2 separate regions of the Homo sapiens genome follow, and region 1 is linked to region 2. Evidence: chromatin loops called from intact Hi-C (ENCODE). Cell type or tissue: Caco-2. All regions are shown on one strand. Links, peaks and the distances in the headings refer to the core of each region. The heading gives the core; the rest is flanking DNA. Region 1 overlaps NTM (neurotrimin). Region 2 has its middle 120 kb from the start of NTM.

What was found. Hi-C counts contacts between places; a loop is a spot of excess contacts. Peaks named below come from ENCODE experiments on the same cell type or tissue, not always from the same donor. Only the 100,000 strongest peaks of a DNase experiment are listed, where the experiment ranks them.
Region 1: it touches region 2 in a loop (4-fold over the local background); 5 of 110 quality-filtered maps call a loop at or near these places.

The regions. Positions count from the first base shown.
Region 1 is chr11:131,387,900-131,396,233 of GRCh38, reverse strand. All of the region lies in intron 1 of NTM (neurotrimin), which reads right to left. Among named protein-coding and RNA genes, the nearest start is that of NTM, 21 kb to the right of the region's middle. In Caco-2, for the core only: no CTCF peak of the experiment used is centred there; a DNase peak (open chromatin) is centred at 3,542.
Region 2 is chr11:131,243,148-131,251,481 of GRCh38, reverse strand. No RefSeq gene overlaps it. Among named protein-coding and RNA genes, the nearest start is that of NTM, 120 kb to the left of the region's middle. RefSeq lists an enhancer at 4,789-5,434. In Caco-2, for the core only: a CTCF peak has its summit at 4,706 (motif pointing left); a DNase peak (open chromatin) is centred at 4,671.

The DNA of each region.
Region 1 (8,334 bases), core at 74-8,073, 140 kb before region 2:
TTTTGTAGGTGAGGAAGGAGGTTGAATGTTTTGCCCAGTCTCATTGCCCATCAGTAGCAAAAATGAAGCAAGTGGTCAGCTCTCTTGATAGAAAGAAAGATAATTCTTTACCTGACTGCTTTTTACCTGCTTTTCTGGAGCCTGCCCTTGAGTGCTGGGACATTGCATGAACAGTTCTAGACCCTGCTCACCTCCAGAACCCTTTCTGCCCCCTCACCTCTAGGAGCTGCACTGCCACGTCAGGACCCTGGGTCTTAGTGGGTAAGCCAAGAACTTCTCACAGGTTGTTGCTTGAGCCTTGGGAGGCCAAAGGTATTCAAATATCTTTATTTGCCCAGAACTTTAAGCCACTGGGTGTTTTTTAGAAGATAAATCTAGACAACCAAAGAATAAACTGGGTTGACATCTGGTAGCAGGGACAGGGGTCAGAGGAGAAAAAGAACAGAGGAAATCAGCCAGACTTCATCAACCCCACCACGCCATTCCCAGGCAGGCAGCATGGAGACACCAGCCACTTCTCCCTTCACAGTTTTAACTAAAAGGAGCATTACAGAGGTGAATTAACATTTAAAAGGAATGTAAAAACTCAGAGCGGTTCTAATGATGATTAATGGAGAGCTATAAGGGGGCCATGACCTGTTAGTGTCATTAAATGGATTGGCAGGTTTCTGAGCATTAATTATAAATAGCCACAGGAGTTCTCCTGCTTAATGGAATGATGATAAATCCAAGTCTCAGAAAGAGAAGAAGAAAGGAAAGAAAAAAGAGAGAAAAAAGTTTGCACATGAGTGTCTGCCTGGGTGTTGTGGGGAGCAAGACAGAGTGTGAGAGCAGAGGGAATGAGATAAATGATAAATTAGACCCTGCCAGTCAATCACATTTTCTAAATGTTTTATGTCTCAAAAGCTATAAAAGCAATATTCCTCTCTGCCCTTATTGGAACCATTTCTGTTCAGCAATCATATCAGTTTCCTTGGGGACTTCAACTGAAATGTGCTTTGCCTTTTCTTTTTATATCTACTCTCCAGCCTGTGACCAAGGAAGGGTCAGAGTCCACACACAAATGGGCAGGACAGAGACCCAGTGACCAGGAGAGGCTGAGAGCAGGACTGAGAGGTGCTGGCAGGGGTCATGTGAAGGCAGCCTGGCTCCCACTGCCACCTTGGCCAAGTAAACAACAGCAGAGGGGCTTTTAGTTCCCATCCCTAAGTAGTCTCAGAGAAAGGTCCCGTACCTAACACCCCAGCTGTTAGGCTCACCAAAAGTGTTGCTGACTGGATAGACTGCAAGCACCATGAGGGCAAGGATTGATTTCTGTTTCACCTGCTTTATTTACTGTTTCATTCCCAGAACCTAGAACAGTGCCTTAGTGCACCATTGACACCCCGCAAATATTTGTTGAAGGAAGGAGTGAATTGACCAACTTATCCATGATTAAGTATGCACACAGGCCTGATTTCCAAAGCTGAGCTCGACGCTGAGATGCCTGAGTTCTGCAGGGCCTCTCAGTAGATGGATGTTCAGATAATGAGGACACCCCTTTAGAAAAGGGCTCTTCTTCTTAGATAGCCTTCGTTGGTCCTGAAGTGAAAGGATGCCAGCTTTTCTCCTAGCCTGATCTTTGAAAATGCACTCAGAGCTGCTGCATTCTGGGGCTGGAAGGTTCGTTCAGATAAGAATCCAGAGAGGTGAAGGCATGGCTCCAAAGTCACTCAACAACTAGCATTAGTAGAAGGGCCGACACTGAGTCCCTACTCAGTCTTCTCTCCATAGAGCACCCAGCCTCTCTCCTTCTCGCTCTGACTTCTCAAAAGGTGGACCAAGCAATCTCAGCCAGTGAGGGGGCCTAGACAGGCAAAAGGCTGGGGGGCAGGGGTGGGGAATCTCCCTGGGAGGCCCTCCACAGGTGACCAGACTCTTCTGGGTCTTGGCATTACCTATGGGGAAGAAGAGATGAAGAACGAGAGTGGAGTAGAGAGAGAAATGAGGGAAGCCAGGGGAAAAAGAAAGAAAGAAGCTTCAAGCTGGGACTGGGAATCATGGACACTTCTGGACGATGTTGTATTTTTGTGTGTGTCATTCCTTTTCAAGGCTTTCCCCTGCAAGTCATTATTTCAGCTGATTGGAAAATCGTGTTGAAAGACCTGCTTCTCCGGTACAATTTTCTTCATATCCTATTAGTTGCAATACAATTACAGAGAATACATCAATTCCTGGCCTGCCTGCTGTTGCTGCCAGAGCCGCCTATTAAAAAGCGGCCTTATTAATGGAATTGTACATCTAGGATTAATCGGCTTGCATTGGCCATTTACATTTCTCATTCCACAAGCACTTTTGTTTGCTTAATAGGCTGAAGGAGGTAGGAAATGACACAACAAAAGCCTCTCCCAATTGCACGTATCACTGGTGGATTTAATATCCCCTTCCTTCTTTCATCCTCAAGTGCTTCACAGGGATAAGATCTGGCACATGCCACTAGAGAAAAGTGAAGCTGCAGCTAGGCAGCGATTGGTGGGGAAAGAGGGAAGGAAGGAGGGGCGGAGAGAGAGAGGCATGGGCCAAAGGTAGGTCTTTGCGCTGTTGGGAAGAAGTACAGGCCCTCCCTCTCTGTTCACCCTGGGAGGTGGTGGTGGGGGCAGTAGGAGGAGGGCACGGGGCCAGGAAAGAAGCACCCAGGATGGGCACAGGGAAGGATGGGCGGTTGCTGCTGCCCTGCACTAATGGAATGGGCGTGATCTCCCTTTTGCTTCGTGTGGCTTCTGCAAGTCATCTTTATCCAGGCCTAGGTGGCAATCCTGGTGGGACCCTCCTCCCCTTACCTGCCATCTGTCCATTCCTCCATCACTTCCCATTTGTGGTTTAGGATTAGTAAATTCCAAGTCTCTCTACTACTATGTCAAGAAGAGCACAATTTGACATGAAGGAGCCCATGTGTGGGGAGGTGGGTGAGATCACACAGGCCCATGGGGCTTTCTTTTGGCAAGGACTGGCATCCCAGTCTGGGGATCCACTTCAGAGTTTTGGGAAGGACAATTGAGAGCAGGGTCCGTGAGGTCCCTGGGCTCAGGGAGATGGGCTAACAGGTGGCTGCAGCAGCAGTCTGCTTACGAGAGGGCGTTCCAGACAGAGAGAGCCCGTCTGAATAAGCCCAGCATGTGATTATTAATCCCTGACGGCAGGGGAGTGGTGTGGAAAGTAGGGTAGAAGGGAGATGAGGATGCCCTAGGCCTTCCCTCATCCACAGGAACTCTCTGGAGTGTGTGGGCACAATACACTTAACCCTTCACTTACCTCTACATTAAAGCAGGTGAAGCCCAATCCACCCCATATTGCCCTGCAGGGAGTTACCTGGGATATCAGAGATGCACAGGCACTCCAGGGAAAAGCCAGTCAAAAATAATAGACCTTGGTTCTCTTAATCAAATTCTGATCTCAAGAGAAAGCAACCTTCCAGACTTTCAGAGCAGGCTGAGGCTTGGGAGGAGGAGTGCATGTAGATTCTGCCACTGGGTGGAGCTTCTTCATTAAAGGAACAGGCAACAGGCGTCCAGACTGGGGAGAGCAGGGAAAGTGCTTCCTCTCCTCAGGCAGGTGCCCATCAACTCCTCCTGCCCTCTCTTCAACCTGCTCCAGGAGGCGAAGCTTATAAAACACATCCTTCTCAAGGCGAGGCTTTATTGAATTTGCTCTTCTCTCTCCCCTACCCTCACCCATGAGCCAGGGAGGTCTGTGCAGGTCTGAAATGATAGACAGCTAAGGCCTATGAAGCCCAACCCCATCCCTTCAGGGGCTCTGTGGTTGCACAGAGGACTCCCATCCCTTCAGGGGCTCTATGGTTGCACACAGGACTCCCATCCCTTCAGGGGCTCTGTGGTTGCACACAGGACTCCCATCCCTTCAGGGGCTCTGTGGTTGCACACAGGACTACCATCCCTTCAGGGGCTCTGTGGTTGCACACAGGACTCCCATCCCTTCAGGGGCTCTGTGGTTGCACACAGGACTCCCATCCCTGGGATGATATCACCGCGGCAGCAGAGTCAATGCGTATTGAAACACTGTAATATAGTATGACTTTTTGCTTTAATGGAATTTTCCTAGACCACTAGGAAAAAAGACTCCATTAACCAAACTACAAAGGCCTCTACTTATTAGTATTTTAGAGCAGTGGCAAAACATTTCTTGAATCTAATTATCGCTGACAAATATGAAAATTGAAATCAAAGTTAAATTTTCAGCTACAGTGCCTCATATGCCAGCCTTCTCTGACTTCAACTATTGCATCAACACATTTATTCTTCCAATAGTTTCAGCAGAAGATTGGTTATTTTCCCTCTCCCTTAATACAGCCTTCTTTCCTCCTCCACTCCCCGCTACTCCCTCCCTGGCTTGGACCCTATATATTTTGAAGCATTAAATCTGACATATTCATCTTGGTGGCTGGCACTAGGTAACTAACTTTATGTTTACCTGTCACGGGTGTAGAAATGAGCCGCACAGGGTGCTGGGAGCCTGTTTCTGTCTCCCGACCCTCTCCTCCCGCACCCAATCCTAGCCTTCTTCTTTTCTTTTCTTTTTTTTTTTTTTTTTTTCCCAGATAAAAGTCATTTGACTGATTTCAAATTCCTGGTGATATCAGGACAGAAAAAAAAAAAAAAAAAGACTTGTCAACACCTTTCTTTCTTTTCCCCTATTAAACATACTGTAAAAATCAATCCCTTTTGTCACTTCGCTCTGCTTGCGAGAATGTTTAATGGATGTCAAGGGAGCTAATGATCGCTGGTAGAAAATTCATTTTAGATTTGCTATTTATAAAGTACTCAGTACTCAGGTGGGAAATTAACATGAGGCAAGGAGTGGGGCGGGGAGGGCCAAGCTTGGCAGTGGAGAGCTGGGGCCCTGCCAGGCTGGTAGTTGCTTTGTGTAGGTGGCACCCAAAGCATGTGGGGACAGAGAAGTATGTGGCGGAGAGGCTGCGTGAGAATGAATAAGGGTACAGACTCAGGAAACATAGAGACCTGGGCAAGTTGGCCTTTCTGAACTCAAATATTCTCAGCACTAAAATGCTATCTACAACCCCTACCTCACAAGGTTCAGGGAAAGATTAAATAAAATATCACACATAAAACATTTAGCAGTGCCTGGCACATGGTAGTAGCACACGTGTAGTAAGTGTGCCTTTCCCCGCAGCCCCGTGTGGTTAGGAAGATCAGGACAGATGGGTCAGCACAGAATTGCTCCAGGACCTCACCTGGGACTGGGCGTAGTAGTTCACACACAAGCCCACATACGAACCCTGAGTGAGCACCTCCTGGTACCTCTGGCCAGGTAACCAGGTCTGCTGGTGGTTCTCAAACTGAAGTATGCAACAAAATCATGCAGAGGGCTTCTTGATCCACAGATGGCTGGGCCTCCTCTCAGAGGTCCAGAGTCAGAGGGCTCTCTGGGGGTGGGGCTTGAGAATTCATATTGCTAACAAGTGCCAGGGGACCCTGATGCTGCCAGCCAGGGACCACACTTTGAGAACCATGGAGATACACATGCAAACTGAAGTGTCTCCCTGAAATGCTGATGGTTACCACTGTTTCCCAGGCCTGCACCACTTTCTTCTTTCTAGCCCATCGAGTTGGAGCAAGTCCTTCTCCACCCCGACCTCAATCCTGTGTAGGACTCAGGATTTTGAAGTAAATCACTGAATGCTAATTAATTCCTCCCAAATTTTACATCACTGGTCAAGTGTAGGGGCCAAGTGCTCAGGTTATTTTTCTGGTTTGCTTCAATGTGTAGCCAAGACTCAGTTTCCCCTTCCTCTGTGCAGCTTGTTCCTCCATTGCTGATAGTCTGTTCCCTCCAAATCTCATATTGAAACGTGATTTCCAGTATTGGAGGTGAGGCCTGGTGGGAGGTGTTCGGGTCGTGGGGGCAGATCCCTCATGAATGGCTTGGTCCCCTCCTCAAAGTAATGGATTCTCATTCACTCGAAAGTTGGTTGTTTAAAAGACCGTGGCACCTCCCTCTCCTCTCTTTCTTACTCCCTCTTTTACCATGTGACATGAAAGCGCCCCTTCTCTTTGGCCATGACTAAAAGCTTCCTGAGGCCTCACCCAAAACTGAGCAGGTGCTTGTGCCACACTAATACAGCCTGCAGAACCATGAGCCAAATAAACCTCTTTTCTTTGTACATTGCCCAGTCTCAGGTATTCCTTCATAGCAATGCAAATGGACCAACACAAGCACCCAGAGAGATCAACCTTCTGCCCCTCTCCCAGTTCTCTCTGTTGCATCTGGAACTCCAAACCAGTGGCCTCATCCACCCCTCACCCTTCTGGTCTCCTTTCCCCGGGCTTCCCTTGGATGCTTTGCTGTTATATTTGGATTAACTGCAAATCTCCTTTGATTACTCACTCTCTGTTGAAACAGACAACCTGTTGCCACGTGTTTGATTACTGAATCCCAGGGGAGTTCCTATTTGTAACGCAGCCAGTTACAGCACACCCAGCCTTACACACACAGTCTCTGGGTTGCTATTTCATTGTCTAAGAAGTTGTTTTCAGTTTCTAATTTTTCAATAATAAGCTTCTCACGAAGCCCTTAAGCTGTGAAAATAAGCCGAAAACTGCTTTTCCAGTCATTTACATCAACACAAGCTGATCAGGAGGAGGAAAAAATAGGAAATAGTTTTACACGTTCTTCCCGAGGCTCTAGAAGCCTGGGTGGATTGCCCATCCAGTCTGCAGGTCTAGAGAAGCACAGCGGGAAGTAGGGCGGCTCACGGCACACCTGCCACCAAGGCGAATGATAAATCCTGAAATTTCTTCTGCCGCCCGCCAGGCTGCCGCTTTGCCGAGGCTGGGCAGATATTCTGGGCACCGGCAAATTGTTCTGTCAGCAAGCCGCTCCCCCAGCTCCATCTCATTAGGAAGCTTGTCATTCACTGCCCAGCCACAGCATCAAGGTCCCACCCTCTGAGGTGGCATCCTGTCACCTGGGGCAGGTAAGGGGTGGCTGCAGGGAACCTGCCCAGGAGCCAGGCCCGAGGCAGGGAGCTCAACCTCCTAGAGCGTTGCTGCTCATCTCACTCAGGGTCATGTGAATCAGGGCCTGGCCCATAATAGGTGCTCAGTTACTTGACTAGAGGGAGGACTTGCTGGCATATAGGCTACTTTCAACCACCATCTTTCTTTTTCCTTTTCTTTTCTTTTCTTTTCTTTTTTTTTTTTTTTTGTGATGAAGTCTTGCTCTTGTCGCCCAGGCTGGAGTGCATTGGCATGATCTTGTCTCACTGCAACCTCTGCCTGCCATGTTCCAGCAATTCTCCTGCCTCAGCCTCCCAATTAGCTGGGATTACAGGCACGTGCCACCATACCTGGATAATTTTTATATTTTTAGTAGAGATGAGGTTTCACCATGTTGGCCAGGCTGGTCTCAAACTCCTGACCTCAAGTGATTCGCCCGCCTCGACCTCCCGAAGTGCTGGGATTACAGGCAGGAGCCACCACTCCAGGCCAACCACCATCTTTCTCCCTATATTCTCTTCCTTGCTTTCTCTTTCCCCAAATACAGATCTTAAAATAATACAATGAGCCAGAAAGAGCAGCATTCTTTTTCTTCCCTGCCAACTCATACACATTCCTATTAAAATGTAAATAAATAGGCCATTAAAACCCACTTCTACCTTTTAGACACTGATTCTGATCAGGCTATTTCCACTAAGTACCTAATACTTACGGGCAAAAGGTAGGATATCCTGCCTGCTAAAAACAAGAAAAAGATGCCCAATTAAATTTGAATTGCAAAAAAAAAAAAAAAAAACCCAAAACCCAAATGTCTTTTAGTATTAGTATGTGCTCTGCATAATAAAAATCATTTGTTGATCAGGAATTTAAATATATCTGGTGTCCTGGATTTTTATTTGCTAAATCTGGCAGCCCTAGCCAAAGGGAATCTATATGTACTTACATAGATAAGTGAATGTACATATTTATACGGCTTACACACCACCAAGCCTCCTCTGTCCCGGTGGCTTAAAGGATTTTTTTCTAAGGTGAGAGTATTCGAGAGACACTGAGGCCCCTCCCAGGAGGCAGGGTCCATGCTGCTGCTTCCTTTTCCACATGTCCAGCCCTGGGAGTGGCCCTTCCAGAAAGAGCTCCCAACATTCAGTCTTCACACTCCTTTAAATCAATGGTTCTCAAATTTTAGGATGAATATCCTGAAGGGCTTCTTGACACACAGATTGCTGGGGTCTGGCCCCATACTTTCTGATTTGGAGACCACGCTTGGAGAGTCCTGGTCTAATGATGCTAGATGTCACAGACTCCTTTCTCTTTTCCCAGG
Region 2 (8,334 bases), core at 172-8,171:
CCGGATTTCCGAATCCCCTGGGCTCTCAGTCTCCCTCTTCTTCCCTCCGCCATCCTAGCTCTGCATTTCTTCACCTCAATCTGCTCCTCATGCCCCAAATATCCATTTTCAAGGACGGCTGTTTTGGAGAAAAGAGGGAAATGTTAGGCTCTAAGAGAAACTGTATCAAATTTAATTCCAGATGCCACTATTCCTAAATAGTCACTGATTTGTCTCGGAGCACAGGGGCTCCCCTCTCCCCTGTCTTTGGGAATTGCCCTGAAGCCACAGGGCATGGTCTTGTCCTGTCCTCTATCCCCAGAGCACCTATCATTGTCAGACTACCTAGGCTCCTGGGGTGCCTAAATTCCATTCCTTTCCATGCAATTTCCAATAACTTTCAGGACAATAGCAACTTATTACTATGTAAAAGCATATAATTGTCCCAATCATGCCCATGTGGGGTTCAGCAGGTGCATGTTACCAAGCTTCCCCACCTTCCTCTGCTCACTGGAAGAGAAAAGACAATAGCCATGTGGAAGAATTCTCAGAACTGCAGTCACCATGGAGTACGGATCATGCCCTCCAGGGCCCTTGCTCTGGGGGCTTGACCCATTAGTAGGAGGTCCTGCAAGATGACGGGAACTGGGAGCGAGATGAATATGGACTTTTATCTTCCAAGCAAGATGGAGACGATGACATGGGATGGTTTGTGTGAAAGAAACAACCTTGGAGGAAGGAAATCTAGAAGCTCCCAAGGGTCACTGAGTGCTCAAGCACCTTGGGCTCTGTTGAAGATCTGGCAAAGACCTGGAATTCCAGTTTGGACTGTACTGCTTTAAATGTGACACAGCTCTCTGGTCCAGGTTTTTGTTTTATTATGCAGAAGGATTTAATTCCTTTTTGTCTCAATCCTCCACTGCAGACTGGGCTTTGGAGCCTAACCCAAAGGCCTATTAATTGCCTTTCCTAAACAAAAGAGTCATCTTCCCTGAGATAAAACCTCTACTCCCTTATAATGCACAAGTGGATGAAGTCATTTTTTAAAATAGCAATCTTTTGCCCTCAGCTTACACTTATTCTCTGTGTTCCTCTACAATTCACATAGAGCTCCCATATAATCTCCCCCGATAACCCTCACCCCAAAAATAGATTCTTATTATTCAGGTAGTAGCTGCTTAATAGTAAAAATATTTTAATCTCCACCAAAAGAAAGTAAAACAGGAAAATATTGCCACCTGGAATGCTGGATCAAAGCTGAATGACAGTTGTCTTCCCATGACTGGCTGTTAGACCTGGGGAGGGTGGGAGCAAGCAGGAGGCAGGAAGACTAGGTACCTGTGGGCTGGACACACAGGGTCACCTGGAGCCGGGCTCAAGTGCACTAGGAAATTGACTGTACCTGCCATTGTTAAGAACACAGAAAGTGGCAGGTCCTCTTGGCAGCTCTGCCAAGTCTTCTTATTCTCTCCAGCCTGATGTCCTGAACCTCCAGCCTGATCTCCTGAACCATGGTGGGTCCTTTATTTTCCTGACTTTATGGCTTAACTTGGCTGTGTTATGAACTGAATGTTTGTGTCTCCCTCAAAATTCATGTGTTGAATTATGACCTCCAGTGTGATGGAGGTGGGGCCTTTGGGAGGTGATTAGAGCATGAGGGTGGAGAACTTAGGAATAGGATTAGTCCCCTTATAAAAGAGACCCCAGAAAGCTCTCTGATCCTCTTTTGCCAGGTAAGGATGCTGTGAGAAGACGGATGTCTAAACCAAGAAGCAAGAAATGGACCCTCATCAGAACAGAGTCTGCTGGCCCCTTGATCTTGGACTTCCAGCCTTCAGAAGTGTGAGAGATAACTGTTAGTTGTTCATAAGCCACCCAGTTTATGGTACTTCGTTATGACAGCTTGCAATGACTGGCAGCTGCCTTCCCTTTTCCTCCCCTTACTTCATACTTAGCTTGACGAAGTTGGGTGTGGCAAATAATTTGGGAGTGGGGATTTTTATCTTGAACTTCCCTGACCCTCCAAGTCCCATTATGGTAACTGAGCAGAAGGCTACCCAGTCTCCTTTTTTGGAATATCTACTTTAAGATTTCATTTGTGAAGACTGAAAAGAGTGAGCTGCAGATTTCATTTTGCTGTTATTTTAGTAGTGAATCCTAAATATAAAAGGATTATTCTGAAACAAGTTTACATGAATTTTGTAAAGAAAAAAATACAACAGATCTATTGTCAAGAAAGATATAATTAAGTGATGCAAATGCAATTGACGAATTTGAAATTAATTAATTTGACCTGGCTTACAATAATACAAAGAGTTACAATGCCCCAAAAAATTCCGTTATGTTTTCTTCATAGTCACATGTAACTTTAAATGCTCTTCACAGAATGACAAGATAGAAAAATTGAAGTTATAGCAGAGATGCCAAGATGCAGTAGGTAGAAAATTCCAAAGTAAGTGGTCAGACAGTGTAGATTACACAAGGAAATTAATAAAAACTCTGTACAGTGCTACACTTTTCCTGCTTTCAGGACATAAAGGGTCAAGGGAGGATATGATGGGTTTTCCTTTACCAATAGCTATCACTGTGCTTTCAGACTCAGCCCCTGGGGGTAGTGGGTGGAGGAGCTTCCTTCTTTTCCCAAGAGAGGTTGTAAGGCTGAGTTTCTAGTGGTCAGTGTCAGGGCAAGTGGCCAGAACCTGACTCACAGGGAAAGGTGGAATAGGAAGGTGGCCCCAATTAGCCTGCACTCCCAGTTAATCTGAGTGAGCAATGCTTCCTACACTCAGGCATGGCCATGCCAGAGCAAGAGAGCTGGGCCTGACCTCCTTTGAGTCTTGCCCAAGAAGGCTCCCGCCAGAGTGTGAGAGAAATACAATGGCAAGGAGGATCCGTGGGACCTCATATTGTTGTTTTGCCATGAACATGCACCTTTCCTCAGCTGCCAGGGCCTGATTGCTCTACGGGGAAGGGAAGGACGCCCCTATTCCTGTGACCATCCTTCCTCCTAGGTTCCTCTGCCCAGCCCCATCAGAGGCTGTCTTCAAGTTCCAAGGGGGTTGGGAGGAAGGTTACTGTCACACTGGTGCAGGGTTGATTTAATGTTAAATTCAGTTCAGAATGGTGATGAAAATCCTAGACTGCATATTCTAATTTCCAAACTCAGATTGCATTTGTAACTTAAATAGAAGATCTGTTGCTTAAGAACTAATCTGGTATTGAACCAGCCAGCCACAGTACTGTCACAGAGATTGCCTACTGCCTGTGTTCATTCTGACTGGCCAGTGTGTATACCTGCTTAACAGTGAGCAAAAATGTCATGAGCCTGTCAGGATTTTCTTCACATACAGGTAGAGATTACAATACTATAAGGAAAAACCTTTTAAAATATTGAATAAAATGTGAGATTTCAAGCTTTTTAGACCAACTTAATGTACTTCAAACTTGTTTGCATGCTCTTTTGTATTTTTTTATCTGCTCTTTAATCTATGCTATCGGTGTCACCATTTGGATTTCAAGAAAATAATCCAATCAAGCATATGCTGAAATTGGGTAGGAATGAAAGACCACTAAGAGACAGGAGTAATTCAGGAGTTAATAATCATTTAAAACAGTTTTTCAAATTATCAATTATGATCCATTAATTAGCTATGAAATAAATCTAGTGAGCTATGGTTGAGTGTTTTTGTAAGTGAAATTGAATAGATGAAATAAAATAGGAAAAGACAGATTAGAATATAAAATGTCAGAGTACATCCTCCATCTTAAGATTAAATGTTATTCAGTGATTCTTTTGTTTGTTATGTGAGTATGTGAGTGTATAGTTCTGTGTGTGTTCTGAGCTGAAGCTATAAAATCTATTTCATACAGGGCTTCAGTCAAAAAAATGTTGAAAGCCTCTGAATTCCAGCATATACAAAATCCATAAAAAAAAGTCAGGAATCAAAAGCACAAAGGCAGCATGAGAAATAGCATAGAACAAGGAAAAGGGAATAATACACGTAGGGATCAGACAAGTTCCTGGTTTCTGCAGCCAGCCCATTTTCATTCTATTTTTCTAGAGTAGAAGGTAGTGCACTCACCCAGAGCTCCTTAAAAGGCATCTTACTCATTTCACCTTTGTCAACAGAAGGAAGAAGGAAAGGAGAAAGAAAGCGAAGGATAAAGACAAAAGAGAAGGAAGAAAGAAAAAAATTAAAAAGCAAGCATGTTAGTGAAGACAGGTGGGGAAACTGTCACCCCCATCCCCCTTTTAAAACAATCTCCACCTACTCAGGATCTGGAGGACGTGTGCCTATAAATGACCACTTTCAAATGAAGGAAGTTCCAAGTTACAATTAATGAACAGTACAAACCACTTTGCAGTGTTGTCACACATGACATATAAAAGGTTGTGATACTAACAAAGTGATCGCACTATGTGGAATGCCCTGGTAATTAACCTTATACGCTGTTTTATTGAACACTCCTCTTGTGCTGATCGAGGAAAACTGACATGTGTCGATAGAGTTTGCAGGAATATTTCACTACACGTGGCATCTTCCCAGGGTTTATATTGACTGGAGAAGACACTATCATGCAGGATGAGCTACACTCGGGGCCGCCACTTTGTGCCGACTTTAGGTGGCACCTTCCCAGTGTACGCGACGGGAACGGCACTCCCTGGAGTCCTGAAACGCAGTGGCCCTGACTACGCACAGCTGGGGCTCCAGGGCTTCTGCTACAGTGCCCCCTGACGGCCAGAACCCCATCTGCATCTGGGCATTGAGTGTTAGGTATTGATTTTTGCCACTACAGGTGGTCCCAGCTTAATCTTCGTGTGCTCCCACCATGGCCTTCTCCTGGGCTGCTGAGGTCTCTTGACTTCCAGGTAGCGAGTATGGCCTCATTTTTATAGTATCCCTAAGTCATCTGGTGGGGCTGATTCCAAGAAAATCTTTTTTTTTTTTTTTTTCAGTACGCTGCCAACAAAAGCCTCATCCTATCTCCTCCCTCAAGTGTACTTTTTCAAGGGCTGGGGAAGCCTGCAGAGCATCTGCAGTCAAACCCTTTCTAGCGCACCCAGCTGTCATTGACCTTCCTCTCAGCACTTAGGTTTTTGCACCACCTAATTGAGCTCTCATTAACTGCTATCTGTGCTGCTCACTGTAGTCTCGTGTATTCCTGTTAGTCTTGGCTCCTTAGAGTGTGAATTCCACAGTCTTTGGTATCCTTTACAGCAGCCAGCCCCCTGCAGTGCCTGAAAGTACTAGCCACACTTAGAGGTCAGTTGCAAGAAATTAGTTCTTTGAGCATCCTCCTCTTTATGTGTGAAAAGTGCTTTGAGGACCAATGGAACCCTTTTGGAGAACTTATGAATGCTTTGATCATGGTTTCTGAAAACATGAAACAGACAAAATAAAAATAAAAACAAAATATATATGTGCTTTGCACACATCGGTTTTCTTAACACTCACCATAACCCTATTTGATAGGTATTTTTTCACCACAGTTTAACTGAAAAAGAAATGGAAAACCAAAGAGGTTAATTTCTCCAAAGTTGTAAATCTAGCAAATAGCAGAGCCTGGACCCCAAGTCTGTATTCTTCAAGAAAATAGTCTCTCGTGTAGGTTATCCCTGTCTTAAACTTTAAATAACTCAGATAGATTAAAAAATGCTTCACCTCTGCCAAGGAGTCATTCCAGTCCTCAGGAAGCCTGAGGGCATTCCTTCTAGGGAACTATTAGCTAGTTATCCAGGAGCTAAAGGGCTTCGGGCTGTGTCCCATGGCCTCACAGTGGGCACTGGTCTTTCATAAGAAAATCACCTACAACTATCAAGATGCCAGAGAGGCAATGGAAAAAGACATGATTCAAGTGAGTCACAAAATCTGGAGGAAAATAACAAAGAAATCCAGATTCAAAAGATTTAAACAAACAAATGAAGATACAATAGTAAGGCGAAGTAATTGAAGAAATACACAAAGCAGGTCAGAATATACGGACAGCTTTCTACAGACCTGATATTCTTTTAGAATATCAGCACTTAGGTTCATTGCTATGGGCTCATTGCTACAGGAAACAGAACTCAAGGATTACATGGCCAGAAGGTTAAGTACTGCCAAACCCAAGTGAAGCTACAATAATGATTTTAAAATTGTATTGAGCACATATTATGCTCAGCACTGCATTCAACTTTTAATTTATGTATATTGCCTAAACTAATGAAAACCTGGTGAGGTTGATTGCATCAACAAATGGTCATTGGTCTTCTAGCCAATAGGAGTAGAGCAGTGAACAAAAGAGACAGCACTCTCTTTCCTGTTGGAGTTTACATCCTCATAGGAATGCATTATTAGAAGTAGGATTATTCCTATATGACAGATAAGTAACCCAAGGCTTACAAGGGTTAAGCAACTTGTCCGAATCACACAGCTACTTGATTGCAGAAGCCTCAGATTTAAATCCAAATCTGTCTGACTCCAAAGCCCAGATCGAGGCCCACCCTCCAATGCCTGCAGCTGCATTTGGAGTACATTGCCAGTTTAGCCACCTATAAGATCCCATTGTTAATTATCTTACTTACTGGAGCATTATACACACAGTCTTTATTGTCCATTCTGGCCCTTGATCATATTGTCATTTACTATTTTCTAAAAGTTTCATGGATGTAAGACTCGCTTGCCCACCTAAATTGAAAATTCCTAGAAGGTTGGACAAGATAATATATTTTGTAGTATTTCCCAGAGGACCTAGAATCTTACAGGGCTGGGCAGATGCATTTCACACAGGTTTTAAGCACCTGTTAATCTGCCAGGGCATAGTATTCAGCACCATGGAGAATTTTTTTAAAAATCAAATAAAATATTGTCCTTGCCATCCACAGTCTTATAACTTAGTGGACATGTCATTAAAAACTGACTGATGGAATTGTAGTTTCAACAAATCCTGTTTTTGAGAATTCATGAAGGACTGGATAAGGTTTCCAAACACAAGAAACAAATAAATGCAATGTATGTTTTAAAAAGGCAGGAAGGCGACTTGGAAAGTTAGAGATTGATAACAAAACCTGATTTTCCTATGAGAAAGACTCTCAGGGCAAATCAAAAGAGAATCAATTGGGAGACAGACAAACCGCAGAGTGCTGGGAAATACCAGTGTGGCTTTGAAAGAAGCACATTGTGTCTGACCCACCCAGGTTACTCCTGTCTCAAAGAGGAAGATGATTCTTGTAGAAGTGATGACACAATAAACATATTAGAGCTCAAGAACAGGAAGGTTGTTGATTCTGCCTATGTGACATCCTCATAAATAAGCTAACCAAATATAGCCTAGGAGACTGCCCTAGAAGGTGGGTGCACTCAGATGATTGTGATAACCAGCCAGCTGTCGGCCCAAGAAGACAAGAAAGAGGCACTGGGGAGGAATGTGTCCTGAGTCCTGAAGCATGTACAACTTCCATTGATGACGTTGGTGACAGGAGCAAGGAAGGGCTTATTAAGTCATGGGTGGCACTGGAAGTGGCATGCAGGCAGCTTCCTGTTGAACTGGACTGGAATTCTCTATGGCTGAGGCAGGTTATTAAAGAAATAGTTGAAAATGGGAACAGGTTAAATTTTAATAAAGAAAGCACGTAGGGAAAATTTAACTTCTGATCCTTCTCTTTCTCTCTCGATTTTACTCCTGGGAGCCAAGTGCGAAGGAAGCCTTCACTTGAAGCCAGGGACTCAGATGTGCAAGGGTTGCCTGGCTTTCAATTGGGAGTTGCTGTACTGGGACCTTGGTTTTCTCATCTGTGCAATGGGGTAACAGCTGGCCTGCTGCACAACCATCACCATGTGTGGATTAGCTCATTACTGATCATTCGGGACCCTAAAAATGCAAAGTGTTGCATAAATGCTAAGTATTATTATGCTTCACATAAAGGGCAAAGATTTTGACTTGGAAAGAAAATGGGAGGAAAAATTACAGAAGACAGAACAAGAATACACAGGAGAGAAGCTATTAGCCAGTTTAGGGCGTACAACTGCAAGGGCTTGATAATCATAAAACATCTGTGGTCATTTCCACTCACCTCTAGTTGCCGTGAGGGAGAAAGCAGTCTGTTTTCTTTAAGCAAAGAATAAGGAAAAGCAATAAAGTGAGCATCTGCCCTTGACAAGGTCAAGGAAATCTCTCAAATGTCATGCAATTTAGGATGTTCTAAATGAAGAAATTACTTAATCAACCTGGGGGACTGTAGCTATTACATAAACCAACGTAAACAAGCCTCCAAAATCCAGCAACTAAGGATGCTTTGGCTCCACAGCAGACAGCTTGAAATTGACAAGTTTCCTAGGCTGCCCTTGAAACTCAATTTTCTGACACTCAGTTCAT